Linked DNA regions of Homo sapiens: region 2 is linked to region 1. The links are chromatin loops, found by intact Hi-C in ENCODE. Cell type or tissue: PC-3. All regions are shown on one strand. Each heading gives the region's core, and the rest is flanking DNA. Links, peaks and the distances in the headings are about the cores only.

Evidence for each region. Peaks named below come from ENCODE experiments on the same cell type or tissue, not always from the same donor. Only the 100,000 strongest peaks of a DNase experiment are listed, where the experiment ranks them.
Region 2: a loop joins it to region 1, with 2.1 times the contacts of the local background. A loop is called at or near these places in 2 of 110 quality-filtered maps.

Annotation. Positions count from the first base shown.
Region 1 is chr5:148,223,007-148,225,835 of GRCh38, forward strand. No RefSeq gene overlaps it. Among named protein-coding and RNA genes, the nearest start is that of MARCOL, 14 kb to the right of the region's middle. RefSeq lists an enhancer at 977-1,550. In PC-3, for the core only: no CTCF peak of the experiment used is centred there; a DNase peak (open chromatin) is centred at 1,305; H3K4me3 peaks cover 453 bases; H3K27ac peaks cover 2,194 bases.
Region 2 is chr5:148,289,103-148,291,931 of GRCh38, forward strand. It overlaps FBXO38-DT (FBXO38 divergent transcript), which reads right to left. Exons shown (of 5, transcript NR_105057.1): 4 at 1,150-1,893. Among named protein-coding and RNA genes, the nearest start is that of SPINK13, 22 kb to the left of the region's middle. In PC-3, for the core only: a CTCF peak has its summit at 1,686; a DNase peak (open chromatin) is centred at 1,669.

The DNA of each region.
Region 1 (2,829 bases), core at 307-2,806:
CATGTTTTGGTTTTGTGGATTTTTTCCATTGTTTTTCTAGTCTCTATTTCATGTATCTTTACTTTCATCATTACTTTTTTCCTTTCTTCAGTTAGCTTTGGATTTAGATTGCCTTCTTTGTCTAGTCATTTAAGTTATACAGCTTGGTAATTGATTTGAGTTCATCTTTTTTTTTTAATGTACCAACATAGATATTTCATAACTACCAATCTTGTTATGAATGCTTGGCTAGTGACAAACATTTTATAAATAGTTCTATTTTTCCCAAAGAACTAATAACTTTTACCTTTTATTTTTTCTTTATCTCTTTTGGGTAGGGGTATCTTTAGAGTAGGAGTATTCTTAGTCTTTTATTTTTTGTATCCTCAATCTGTAAGGCAATGAGTGACACATATTTAGTGCTAATAAATGGGATGTGGGATCAAGAACTTAAATTATAGCCAAATTTACATTGGAATGTTATTGGAGATTTGTTATATTTAATGGTTAACAACTTTAGCCTCTATAGTAAAGTTTTTTCAAAAATCAGATGTCTGGAGTCCAGTCTGGTGTAAAGTACCTGGTGATAGGATATTAGAAATTATAAGAAATGTGGTGACCTGTAAACTAAGTGCCCCATTAAGACAAAAACCATAGCAGCAAAGATAGAACAGAAAACATGTGAACTAGGTTCAGTCCATGTATCTCTGCTGCTTTAGAAACTCATGCTTTTCCACTAGGGGAAGGCATGTTCTAATATTAAAAATTATATATGTATATATATATGTATATATGTATATATATATGTGTATATGTATATGTGGATATATATATGTGGATATATAAACAATTTTAAACACTTGGGGAAATATAATTTGTGAATTAAATTGTTAAAAAAAGAATACAACCAAGACGACATTTTAATCTAAAAATCTCTAAAAGGATGAAATGTGAATAGGAAATACATAGCAGTCAGAGATGTGCTGATATTCAGGAATGGAGTAAGGGTACAGGAGTGGATGCCAAAAAACTAGTAGTGAGAAATAAAGAAAATTAACTCTCAACTTTGTTGCTACAAAAGTATATGAGGTCATTTGCTGAGCAACGAAAATGGTAGTAGTAGAGAGAATCTCACAAATCTCAGTTCAGAGTAACAATGGCAATTACCTAAATTACTTTATTATATGAATAGTTTGACTTAATAAGCACAGTCCTTAAGTTCTCATTTCACGGGAAACTGTTAGCTCACCCAATAAAATCTAACTCATTCTGTGGCACTGATCTTGTTAGATGAGCAATGCTTTGGAAAGTTTTATAGGCTTAAGCCAACGTCATTAAATACTTGCTTACTGAGTTTTTAAAGATGTATCCAGCCCCTCCTATATGTGTCATAACTAATTATAGGTTGATTTCTGGGACTTACTGAAAACTTTCTTACTGTTTTATATTCATAAACACATAAGAATCTCATAAACACATCACTGTGTATGAATTCCTTCCCACCCCTCTAAGGACACTAGCTTTTTGTTTCTAAAATCCTAGAATCTGGAAAGAAACTCACTTCAACTTGCTAATAAGCAATGTACATATATGGTTTGTAGGAAGCAGTTGTACTATTGTGCTTAGATGAGAAATATGACACAGTAGAAATACACTGAGAGGAACAGAAATGTGTAGTTTAGTAAGTAGATTGTGTAAAGCAAAAATATGTTAAAGGAGACTATTCACTTTTAAAAATAGATATAGGGGGTACACCTGCATTTTTGTTATGTGAGTTTTTGCATAGTGATAAAGTCTGGGCTTTCAATGTAACCACCACCCCAATACTGTACATTGTATCCATTAGTTAACTTCTTATACTTTACCTCTCTCTCACCCTCCCACTTTTCTGAGACTTCAATGTCTATTATTCCACTCCCTATATCCGTGTGTACATATTATTTAGCTCTCACTTATAATTGAGAACATGAGAACTTGCAGTATTTGACTTTCTGTTCCTGAATGATTTCACTTAAGATAATGGTCTCCAGCTCCTGTTGCTGCAAAATACATGATTTCATTTTTTATGCCTAAGTAGTAGTCCATTTTCTTTATGTGGATATACACTTATAGACACTTAGGTTGATGGTTGATTCCATAACTTTGTTATTGTGAATACTGCTGTGATAAACATATAAGTGCAGGTATCTTTTTGATATAATGATTTCTTTTTTGTAGATACCTAGTACCGGAATTGCTGAATTGAATTGTAGTTTTCTTTTTAGTTCTTTGAAAATCTCTATACTGTTTCAACAGAAGTTGTACTAATTTACATTCTTACTAACAGTGTCTAAATATTCCCTTTTCTCTGCATCCTCATCAACGTCTGCTAATTTTTGACTTTTTAACGATAGCCATTCTGATTGGTGTAAGATTTCCCTTTACTCTGCATCCTCATCAACATCTACTAATTTTTGACTTTTTAATAATAGCCATTCTGGCTGGTGTAAGATGGCATCTCATTGTGGTTTTATTTTGCATTTCTCTGATTATTAGTGATGTTGTGCTTTTTAAAAATATGCCTTTTTGGCCAATTGTATGTGTTCTTTTGGAAAATATCTATGTTTTTTGTCCACTTTTTGTTTTTTGTTGTTGTTGTTTGTTTGTTTTTCTTGTTGAGTTGTTTGAGTTGCTTGTAGATTCTGGATATTAGTCCTTTGTTGAATGAATACTTTGCAAATATTTTATCCCATTCTGTAGGTTTTCTATTCGTTCTCTTGATTATTTCTTTTGCTGTGAAGAAACATTTTAGTTTAATTTAGTCCCATTGATCTACTTTTGTTATTGTTGCATTTGCTTTTGAGGTCTTAG
Region 2 (2,829 bases), core at 244-2,743, 66 kb after region 1:
TTTATTGCCATACATATAACCATATATATAACTATATATAAATATATATATATATGTACATGGCCATTCTTTTCATACACTCAACTCATTTCAAATGGATTCCAGGCTAAAGTAAAATATGTATCTAACAATGCCCTGAGATGCAGTAGAGACAGCTGCATTTACGGGCTTACCTGAGGTGGGAGAAGTTTTCTTCTCTTCTCTCATTTATATTAACAAATGCAAACAAACACTTCAAGGCACAACCTGAAGTGTACTAAAGGATGTTTTGGTGGTAAGGTGACTTTCCCTGGGTGTTAAAAATATCATATTCTTCCTTGTTATGAATTCACTTAAGAAACTATAGGATAAAAGACACAAGTTTAAAAATATCTTTTGTATCCTCTTCATTCATTGGTTGTGAAATTATGCATGTCAAGCATTTTACTGAATGTTTTTCATGTTATTTCATTTAATCCTCACAACAAAATTATGTTACACATGATGCATCTCCACTTTGCATGTTCAACATATATTTAATGAATATGTATCAATCAACTTATAAATTCTGATCTCTGATGAAGATCCAAGGGGAATTTAAAGATAGTATCATCATCAACATGGAAGAGAAACACAAATAACTAAGGATAAAACATAAGAAGAATAGCAACTTCTATTTTGACTGCTTTGTAGTTGAATGACTTATTAGACATCTAGGCCAAATTGCCCTCTAAATATCTAGATCTGGGAATCAGAATTAGGATGGTGCTGACAAAAAGTTTAGAAGTCATCAGTGGATAGGTATTGGAGCAGAAAAGGTAAACTAAGACCTCCAACCCCTCCCCCCTCCCCCAACACACATACACATATACACATAGCTGTGGCCTTTTAACTCATTTCCTGGGTAAAGCCCATATTCATTAGGATAGAATAGTGGCCACATGTTAATAAAAGGAAGAAGAAGAGCCAAGCATTTTTGGGGATTACGTATGTTTTTGAGCAGAAGAGAGTGAGTTGATATCATTTGATCCCCTAGTTCCAGCATACCTAATGCTCACTCCATCTCATCCTATTCCAATTATATCATTGTATTACTCCGTTCTTTCACTGCTATAAAAAAAATACCTGAGACTGCATAATTTATAAAGAAAAGAAGTTTAATTGGCTCACGGTTCTGCAGGCTGTGCAGGAAGCATAGGGGCTTCTGCTTCTGGGGAGGCCTCAGGAAGTTTCCAATCATGGCAAAAGGCAAAGGGGGAGAGAGGTGCCTCACGTGGTGGGAGCAGGAGAAGAGAGAGAGAGAGGTGAGGTGCCACACACCTTGAAACAACCAGATCTCATGAGGACTCACCATCGTGACGACAGCACCAAGGTGGATTGCGTTACACCATGAGAAACCACCCACATGATCCCATCACCTCCCACCAGGACCCACCTCCAACTGGCACTGGGGATTACAATTCTACATGAGATTTGGGCGGGGACACAAATCCAAACCATATCAATCAGTCAATAAATTATTTTACTTTTTGGTTTAATCTGGTTATAATTCGTCACTTATAATGGGAAGATCTTGACTAATATAGAGGAATGAGATCATTATTATGTATGAAGACTGCAGAGAATAAAAAGTGAAGAAACTCTCTTCCTTTGGCTCCCTTGTGCCCTGGAACATTACCTGTTACTACATCTAGATGGCAGCCTCATTCTTCTGTCTTGCCTTATTTAACTAGTTCTTTATTTCACTAGAAGGGTCCAGAGAGCTGTGCCTAACTACATTCTCCATCAGCTTTCCAGTTAAACACACAGTCCAGTTCTGCTGGCAATAGAGACCCTCACCTTCTTTCATCTCCTCCCTCTTTTCTTTTGTGTCCCCCTGGTCAGTAGGTTCCATCAGGATGGCTCTCTCTGGAGCTGGAAAGAAAGAGTTTCAGGTTTTTCCAGTTTCAAAAAGTAAAGCAGCTTCTAAAATACAGACATTTGTGTTAATATTGGCTGTCTATTATAGCCTAACACTATTTCATTATTTAGTCTATGTCTCTGCTTTACACAAAATAACAAAAACAAAAATGAAATCTTCTCCAAAGAGAGATGGAGAGGAACAATCCTGTATTACCACAGAACACAAAGAAAAATATCAAAGAAAATTGTATCCTTTCTTTTTCTCTCTTCAAAATATAGAGCTCACAATTATTCTATTGTAGTAGGAAAACAAACATGCAAAGTCTAGAAATCCCTGATTTATAAATGTCTTCACTATTGTGTGAAAATCCTGTGCTGGTTGAAAGACAAACATGAACACAAACGTAAAAGCAAGGACATTTAGAGGGGGCTCTGGGTGTGAGCTGATAATGGAAATAATCATGCGAGGTTCCAGATGAGAACACAAGTGTTCCATTACAGGAACGGGCAGTGTGACACTAAGGCACAGCACATGGGCAGAGATAGAGCTGTAACAATAATTAGCCCAGGTTCAGGGAACACATGTACCATGCCAAGTGCCATAGCATGTTTTATGTGCCTTGTTTCAATTGATCCTCTCCACAGTCTTATAAGCCTAATACCATTATCACCCCCATACTACAAATGAGGGAACTAAACTCACACAAGGTAAGTAAACTATGTAATCTTGTAGTTCATGAAGAAGGACTGAGATTCAAACCCAAATTATCCTGCTTCTAACCACAACCTTGTGTTGTCAAACCCAAATGGAACCAGAAAAAAAGAGGACAGGGAGCGGTGATTATAAGAGATTTTCAAAAAAGTACAGATGCATATCTTCTTAAAAATATTAGTCTCTTCTTTAAGAAAGTATTCTGCCTAGATGTAATAATGAATTAATAGTAGTTT